Regions from separate parts of the Homo sapiens genome. Here region 1 is linked to region 2. A link is a contact called in ENCODE Hi-C or POLR2A ChIA-PET data. All regions are on one chromosome and are shown on one strand. Each heading gives the region's core, a stretch centred on a gene start or an enhancer-like site at or near the end of the contact. The rest is flanking DNA. Distances are from core to core; before and after follow the strand shown.

Region 1 (4,763 bases), core at 1,932-4,431, 110 kb after region 2:
TGGGTAAATGTAACTAACTTGTTTCTCTGAGTTCTGTGAGCTGTTCTAGCGAATTAATCAAAGCCAATGAGAGATTCATGGGAATCCCTGATTTATAGCTGGTCAGTCAGAAATACAGGTGACAACTTACTGTTCGTCACTGGCATCTGAAGTAGGGGGCATCCTTGTGTGACTTAGCCTTGAATCCGTGCGATCTGACACTATTTCTAGGTAAATAGTGTCAGGATTTAATTGAATTGGAGGACACCTGGCTAGTGTCTACTGCAGAATTACTTGTGGGGTTTTTTCCCCACACAGACCTGGTGTCAGAAGTATTGTGTTAAGTATTGTGAGTGTGGGAAAAACACTTTTGTATTTTTACCTTTTGTTTTGCTTTTTTGTAGAGACAGAGTCTCCCTATGTTGCCCAGGTTGGTCTCAAACTCCTGGCCTCAAGCAATCCTCCTGCGTTGGCCTCCCAAAGTGCTGGGATTACAAGCATGAGCCACAATACCTGGCCTTTTTTCCTCTTTTTTTTTTTTTTTTTGTGAGATGGAGTTTCGCTCTTGTTGCCCAGGCTGGAGTGCAGTGGTGTGATCTCGGCTCACTGCAACCTCCACCTTCTGGTTTCAACCGATTCTCCTGCCTCAGCCTCCCAAGTAGCTAGAATTACAGCGTCTGCTACCACACCTAGCTAATTTTTGCATTTTTAGTAGAGGCAGGCTTTTACCATGTTGGCCAGGCTGGTCTCAAACTCCTGACCTCAGGTGATCCACCTGCCTTGGCCTCCCAAAGTGCTGGGATTACAGGTGTGAGCTACCACATTTTATGTAATTTCACTGAAAGTTTTTCTTATATGACTGTGTGATAAATCAGTTTTAAAATGAAAAGAAAAATCATTTTTAAATTTTCATGTTTATAAATCTCTTAATAGGCTATCTTTTTCATGTAACCAGTTGGAAAAAATACAAGCAGTAACAGGATTATAATTCCTTAATAATATGGCAACGTAGTATATTTTGATGAAACATTCCATATTCCAAGACTATGTGTATAACTTTTAGTGTCAGAAGGGTGAAGAGATTAGGAAGAGGATAGAAGGATTAATAAATGGATTATTTGCCATTAAAATCTTCTCTTACTCATCTTGTGATTAAGTCTTCAGGAGTTTTTAGTGTGGTCTTCATTACAAACTTGTATAAAAGTTTGCTTTTTAATTTTATTTTAACAATTACGAGACAACAAAACAGTTCTTTGCTGCTTACCATTGATCAGTCACTGTGCTTAGAGCTCTATATTCTCATTTAATCCATATAAAAAATCCTTTAGGTGCCATTATATTCCTGTTTTACAGGTAAGGAAAATGAATCTTTGAAAGTTAAGCCACATATGGTCGCTTATGCCTGTAATCACAGCACTTTGGGAGGCCAAGGCAGGTGGATCATGAGGTCAGGAGTTCAAGACCAGCCTGGCCAACATGGCGAAACCCCATCTCTACTAAAAATACAACAATTAGCTGGGCATCGTTGTGGGCCTGTAGTCCCAGGTACTTGGGAGGCTGAGGCAGAAGAATTGCTTGAACCCGGGAGGCAGACTTTGCAGTGAGCCGAGATCATGCCACCCCACTCCAGCCTGGGTGAGAGAGCAAGACTCCGTCTCAGGAAAAAATAATAATAATAATAATCATCTGGCCAAGACATTGAGTTGGGATTTGAACCCAGGCTGATGGATTTCAGAGTTCATAGCTTTTTCCAGGTTTACTTATAGAAAAGATGAGTGCAAACAATAAGATAATTGATAAGACTTTGAATGAAAAGAATTTTTTGGCCGGGTGTGGTGCCTCATGCCTGTAATCCCAGCACTTTAGGAGGCTGAGATGGGTGGATCACCTGAGCTCAGGAGTTCAAGACCAGCAACCAGCCTGGCCGCCACAGAGAAACCCTGTCTCTACTAAAAAATACTTTATTTTTTCCTTTTTTTGAGATGGAGTTTCGCTCTTGTTGCGCAGGCTGGAGTGCAATGGCACGATCTCGGCTCACCACAACCTCCGCCTCCCAGGTTCAAGCGATTCTCCTGCCTCAGCCTCCCAAGTAGCTGGGATTACAGGCATGCACCACCATGCCCGGCTAATTTTCTATTTTTAGTAGAGATGCGGTTTCTCCATGTTGGTCAGGCTGGTCTCAAACTCCTGACCTCAGGTGATCCACCTGCCTTAGCTTCTCAAAGTGCTGGGATTACAGGCGTGAGCCATCATGCCCGGCCAAGAATTTTTTATCCTTTGGCATATATTTCAATCTGGGCCATCAAGCACAATTTTCAAAGAAACCCTCTTTATTTTTCCAATCCTGTCGTGCAAGAAATATTCTTGCTGCATAGCCCTGGGGATGCCTTTTTTAATTCCCTGAACTACTGCAAGGGTAGTTTGGCTGGGCCTATTAACAAGTCATAACATGAAATCAGCTGTGACAGGCCTTTCTGCCTCCTGTCTTCAACTTTCCAAGTGTCAGAAAGGTGGCTTAACCTGTACTTCCAGTTTATACTGCCACCAAGTAGAGAAAAAAAAAAAAATGTACCAAGAATACACTGTGCCAATTGCTTAAAGATGAAACAATTTTATTTTCTTTTTAATAACATAATTATCCCATTAGGCCAAATATTTACAATGTGAAGTTCAATTCAGTAGTGGTGAATAGGATTTTTTTACTTGAAAGATTGAGTTGTATAATTCCAAATGACCCAGCCACACAACTAATGAATTCATGGTGAACATTCAGACTAAACATGATCAAATGTAACCTTTGGTTAGAAATACATATTTCCAATATGATATCCAGCGAGTTTCTGAATATTTGAATTGTTTTGTTCATTTGCAACGAAAATAGATTTATAGTTTGTGTCTGTGTGTGTGTTTTTTTACTCTGGTTATTTCTCATTGAAACCTAAAAATCCACAGGGGCAGGAAAGGATAGATTGACAGGGTACCCAGAAAACAAGGACTGTTTGCAGGTTGACTCTAACCCAGAGGCATTGACAACAGAGTGTGGAGAAAGTTCAAATGCCAGATCTTGATTCCCAACATTGATTATGGGAACAAGAAGAAGACAAAGCACATGCTGCTCGGTGGCTTCTGGGTTTCTGGTCTACAGTGTCAAGGAGCTGTAAGTGCTGCTGCAGTGCAATAAATCTTACTGTGTTGGGATCGCTCACAATGTCTAAGAACTGAAAAGTCATAGAGGAAAGAGAAGCCCGGCTGGCCATGAGTCACCAATCCCAAGGCCAAGTTGCACAGCAAAGAAAATTAATAGACAGCTGTCAAAAGCTGTTAAGACAGCAGGCCTCAAATAGAGTCATTCATGCTGAAGTTCAGCAAACTGAAACCTAAGTTGTATACCTGTAAGATATGATCTTCTGAGAAATCAGAAGACAAATTATAGCCAAATCCCATTAAGCCAACAAGATTTTGCCTATGTCCCTATAAGGAAGATAACCTCGAAATGACAAATCTGCTATTTGTTTCTTGTTTCTGTTTTTCTCCACTTTTTTTTGTCTGTTAAACTCACCCACTCTCTTTAGCTCATCAGAGCTCCTTTCTATTTTGTAGACTGGATGCTGCCTGGTTTATGAATTGCCAATAAAAGCCAATCAGATCTTTGAAACTTGGCCAGGGATGGTGGCGCAAACCTGTAATCCCTGCACTTTGGGAGGCCAAGTTGAGCAGATCACCTGAGGTTAGGAGTTTGAGACCAGCTTGACCAACATGGTGAAACCCCAACTCTACTAAAAATACAAAAATCAGCCAGGCAAGGTAGCAGGTGCCTGTGATCCCAGCTACTCCAGAGGCTGAGGCAGGAGAATGGCTTGAACCTGGGAGGCAGAGGTTGCAGTGAGCAAAGATCACCACTACACTCCAGCCTGGGCGACAGAGTGAGAATCTGTCTCAAAAAACAAAAAATGAAAAACAAAAGCAAAACAAAACAAAAAAGATCTTTGAAACTCAATTTGTTGAAATTTTGTTCTTTCTCACACCTCATGTGTAAGTTTTAGTTGTGTTAAATAAAACCATAAAAACTCTGGGGAAAAAAAAAGATTCAGATTCCCGAAGCTCAGAGTTCCTTGTACAGGTGTTAACTGGCCCTATTTACATTATCTTGTGGGGAGTGGGACTCGGGGAGCTGGCTCAAAAAATTCAGACACTGTAGATACTGCTATTGCTGTGGGTAATAAACTATTTTTATCTTTGATCCAGGAGTCTCATGTCTTCTATCAACATCCATGAAACTATGACAGGCTAACATGTTAACTTGTAAGTAGGGTACAATCTCAGATCCCTTACAGTTCTTGACATAAGCTGTCTCTGGAGGGAGAGACTACTTATTTCACTGAATAATATTACACGCCAGGCAGGATGATGAGTACTGAGAATACAGCTTACTTAGCTTGGTACTACTAGTAGAATTGCACTGTAGTGAAACTACTAAGCTAGTTAAACTCAGAAGGTGGTCAAACTCAGACTAATAAAATCCTAGCTGCAATTGTGATCACAGTTCAACAACAGGATGGAGATCATATGGTTTTTAGTCTTCAGAGAATGAATGCATTCTCTGCAGATGGCAGGGAGCTGAGAAACACAAAGAGGTTCATAGGGACTTATAGAATTCTCTCCCTTTTTTTTTTTTTTAGATGGAGTTTCACTCTTGTTGCCCAGGCTGGAGTGCAGTGGTGTGATCTCAGCTCACCGCAACCTCTGCCTCCCGGGTTCAAGTGATTCTCCTGCCTCAGCCTCCT
Region 2 (4,277 bases), core at 999-3,498:
GAGAATCACTTGAACCCAGGAGGCGGAGGCTGCAGTCAGCCGAGATCGCTACACTGCACTCAGCCTGGGCAACAGAGCGAGACTCGGTCTCAAACAAAAAGAAAAAAGAAAAAAAAATACAGAGGAGAAAGAAACATGTTACATGACACTACAGGGATGCATTCAACAAAATCCAAACTGATGGAAATTCTACAAGGCAAATGATGGGTTTCTTTCAACAAATAAATGGTAAAAGACACCCCCACACCCCAAGAGAGAAGGTACTAGAGACTGAAAGAGTTACCGACCAAATGCTATGTGCAGAATTCTTTGTAACCTGATTCTAACAAATCAACTGACTAAAACATGAGACAATCAGGGAAATATGCTGAATATTTAATGATACTAAGCAATTATTAATTTTTAGGCATGATAATAATATTGTGGTTATGTTAAAAAGTCCTTGTCTTTTTAGACATAAACACAATAAAGTATCCATAAATGACATTTGTCTGGGATTTGCTTTAAAATTATCCCATTGAGGAATGATAGAAGAAATAAAATTCACATGGTTGAAGCTGTTGAAACTGGCCAATGGGTATATGGTAGTTCATTCTACAATGTATCTTTGCAAGTTTGAAATCTCCCATGTTGGCCTGGCGCGGTGGCTCACGCCTGTAATCCCAGGACTTTGGGGGGCTGAGGCGGGCGGATCACCTGAGGTCAGGAATTAAGAGACGAGCCTGCCAAACATGGTGAAACCCCGTCTCTACTAAAAATGCAAAAATTAGCCGGGCATGGTGGCTACAGTCCCAGCTACTCGGGAGCCTGAGGCAGGAGAATCGCCTGAATCCCGGAGGCGGATGTTGCAGTGAGCGGAGATCGCGCCACTTCACTCCAGCCTGGGCGACAGAGTGAGACCCTGTCTCAAAACAAACAAACAAAAAAGAATAAGGTGGAAAATAGTGAAAGACACATTATTTATTCAAAGTATTACTACATTTGTGTTATAAGTAAAACTCTTATTTTAGTTTTGTATGGCACTTGAATTAGCGTCCAGTGAAAAGCAAACTTGCCAGACTCCAGCAGAGGGAGAGTTGTTTGCATAAAGCCTATCAAATTCAAGTACTGACCAAAAATACCTACTTTGCTCTTCATGTCCCTGATGTAAATGACTTTCTTAAGAAATCTTCAAAATTGGTTCCTGATATCCAAAAATAAAAAGCTCTATCGGAAGCTGCAATGCACCGCCTCCCTCTCTCCATTCCGCACCTTTCGGTTTAAAACACGATCAACTGTTCTCTGGGGCAAGGGATGCGGTAGTTCGACTTAAATCCTGACTGACAGTACATTGTCTTGGTCCCCACAGAAGCCTCCCCCCACCCACCAAAATCCTTAATTCTTGCTAAAGAAAAAAGATCTACCATCAATATTGTCAAATCCCTCCCTTTTGGTTCCAAAAAGGAAATGTACCTGTAGAGTATCCGCTGCACAGCAAACAAGGCACTGCTCCAAACCCGTGTCCTCTACCCCCTTTTTGCACCCTTCTAGCCCTCCCTCCCTTTTTTCCATGTAAAACTTGAGCAGAGCATTTGGTTCCCTTATCTGCCAGCAACTGGCGCCAGGAGGACCGTGCTCCCAGGAGATGCGGAGCTTGTAGGCTGAGCCCTGCGTCGGGCGCGCTGAGGCCGCTCAGCTGAGCCCAGCCAGGTAGTCCCGGGCTCGCGCCTCTGCCGCCTGGAGAGGCCCTCGCTGGGAGCCGAGTCTCGGCTCAGGGGATTCCCGCGAAGAGGTGTCGCCTCTAACTTGCTACCTGCTCCCGCCCCTCACCCCAGAACGAACTGCACACCCGTCCCGAGAGGACAAATCCGGAAGCCTCAAGGCAATTCGAGGGTCCTTCGCCGCATGGAACGCGGCTCCCCACACACTTGCCTGCCAAGTCTCTCCTTTACCGCCCGCAACCCCAGAACCATTCCCCGCCCGGGCCTGCGTGGGTCCAGTACCATTCTCCTCACGGGGCGGACTCCGGAAGGGCAGCAACTCCACCTCCTCCTCCTCCGCGGCCTGTAGCCATCTATCGGGAAGCGTCTCCGGAGGCGGCAGCAGAGGCCGCCGGACAAGGAACGCCCAGGGAAACCTTCTCAGAACTAACTCAGCTCCGGCGCTAGCAGCAGAAGCCGAGTCTTTCATAATTGTGCGACCAACTCCTCCGGGTGACTGGCCACAGGGACGCGCCCGCGCCCGCCTCCGCCGGCGACGGGGCTGGGGACGGACCACGTGAGCGGCGCGGCGCGGCGCGTGCGTCGCCGCCCGCGGGTCGGGTCACGTGAAGGGCGCGCGCTCCCTCGATTCCAGGCCGCCTCCCTGCGCGCCGCGCGCACGCGCTGGGCAGGTTCGCGCCGCCACGCCGACCGCCTCTGGGTTCCCAGAAAGTGGTGGGGTGTTCACGCCGTATCTCCGTTGGGTACCTAGGCGGGACTTAGACAAACTTCAGCCTCAGCTACGAGAGTGGAACTTGGGGAATCGGAGGTTGAGGGTTAAGGTTCAAGGCTTGCGGATCCAGTCTGGAGTTGCTGTGTGGGCTCATTCCGCTAACTAGGCCTGGCCTGTGCCGACTCGCTCCAGCAAACTCGAGTGTCGCAACACACTCTGTGTGCTTCAGAGCGAGTAGAGGCTTTAAATGTTACTCTCTCCTCGTCCAAAATGCAGAATCATCTTTTTACCCCAATCATGTTCTTTCTCTAGCCTCTCCTGTTGCTGCCGGTAAATATTCTTCTTTGTTTAACTATGGGACTGTCTTTTTCCCTCCAGAGATACTCACCCACATACACGCATACACCACACCTTCTGCACCAAAAACTGGGTTGTTCCCTTGATGTAATATGTACCTATCCACCTTTCCATTTATTTTGCTGTCACACATGCCAAGGTTTGGCTATTAGCAATGGTTTACTAAATGTTATTCCTTATCTACTGGGAAGACCACAATCAGTTTAATTTTCTTAAAACTGCTTTAACATCTTTCTGCTCCTGAAGTCTTCGAGAGTTCCTCAATCTGACCCTCAGGGATCTGACTGTCTTATCTCTTTTTTAAAAACGACTTTATTTTAAAATAATTGACATGACAAACTGCACGTATTTAAATGTCCAATTTGATAAGTTTTGACATACCTGTGCACCCATGAAATCACCATAATCAAATGAACGTATTCACCTCTAAGTTTCCTCCCCCCCCTTCATAATCCCTTCATCTCGTCCCTCTCCATCACGTCCCTTATCAACTACAGATCTACTTTCAGTACAGATAAGTTTGCACATGCTAAAGTTTTATATACGGGAATCATACAGCACGCACCTTTTTTTTCCGTCTAACTTCTTTCATTCAGCATAATTATTGCCTCTCAAACATTATGACCCACAATTCACTGAAGTAGGATCTTCTCTCAGAAAAAAAACTAATCCACCCACTGGTTCCCCCAGCTTGTGAACAATCTTCAGGTATTGTGTATTTCTTCCCCATCTGGCAGGTCCAGCAGAACCAAGACTTAAAAATGTTTTAATATATGTGTCACACTAAATTGTCAGCCTTGGGGAAGGCATCTTGACTAATTTATGCATGCAGTCAATAAATGTTTATCTTCTGGATTTCAGTTGGGCCTACACATTTCCTGCCTGTAGGGAGTTTATAATCTAGAAGGTAGAGGCAGACAAACTGGAAAATCAAAATAAAATGAGATTAGAGTGCTTTGTTTCGTTAGAACTTTGTAACTCTGGTCTTTTTGTACTCACGAATGCTTCGCTCCTTAGTTGGATGGTGTAGAAATGAAACAAGATGAGCTCCTTGGCACTTGCCAGAACTCTTTGGTAAATTGGAAAATTTAGAGTTAGAAATGGGGAACAGGATTGGGTGGGCGCGGTGGCTCATGCTTGTAATCCCAGCACTTTGGGAGGCCGAGGCGGGTGGATCACCTGAGGTCAGGAGTTCTAGACCAGCCTGGCCAACACGGTGAAACCCCGTCTCTACTAAAAATACAAAAATTAGCTGGGCATGGTGGCAGGCGCCTGTAATCACAGCTACTCGGGGGGCCGAGGCAGAAGAATCGCTTGAACCCAGGAGGCAGAGGTTGCAGTGAGCCGAGATCGCGCCATCTCACTCCAGCCTGGGGGACAAGAGCAGGACTTCGTCTCAAAAAAAAAAAAAAAAAAAGAAAAAGAAAAGAAATGGGGAACAGGATTTATCCTTAATTGAACTAATCAAAATAAATTCCTTAATTTTCAAGTGATCAACCAGCCTTGAA

The links. A loop is a pair of places that touch in the nucleus more often than their neighbours do. ChIA-PET counts read pairs that join two places held with the same protein, here RNA polymerase II (POLR2A). Pooled maps may share reads with other maps.
Region 1: a loop to region 2 is called in a pooled map, with 2.2 times the contacts of the local background. The contact joins the enhancer-like site here to the promoter of TRPM7 in region 2. A Hi-C loop is called at or near these places in 1 of 168 maps with a recorded cell type or tissue (heart right ventricle), 1 of 37 single-sample maps with no recorded cell type and 3 of 50 pooled maps. POLR2A ChIA-PET finds 5 or more read pairs at or near these places in 5 of 52 experiments (CD8-positive, alpha-beta T cell, H1, OCI-LY7 and 2 more).

Annotation. Positions count from the first base shown.
Region 1 is chr15:50,795,675-50,800,437 of GRCh38, forward strand. It overlaps the pseudogene RPL32P30. Among named protein-coding and RNA genes, the nearest start is that of SPPL2A, 32 kb to the left of the region's middle. Within about 2 kb of position 3,182, at least 5 of the 41 ENCODE cell types and tissues checked have a DNase peak (open chromatin) inside an H3K27ac peak, as active enhancers do.
Region 2 is chr15:50,684,549-50,688,825 of GRCh38, forward strand. TRPM7 (transient receptor potential cation channel subfamily M member 7) reads right to left here and starts at 2,249. Exons shown (of 39, transcript NM_017672.6): 1 at 1,983-2,249. The coding sequence starts at 1,985. LOC128092252 reads right to left here and starts at 2,169. Exons shown (of 4, transcript NM_001414947.1): 1 at 1,983-2,169. The coding sequence starts at 2,169. RefSeq lists enhancers at 1,337-2,201, 1,731-2,150, 2,461-2,640 and a silencer at 2,201-2,370.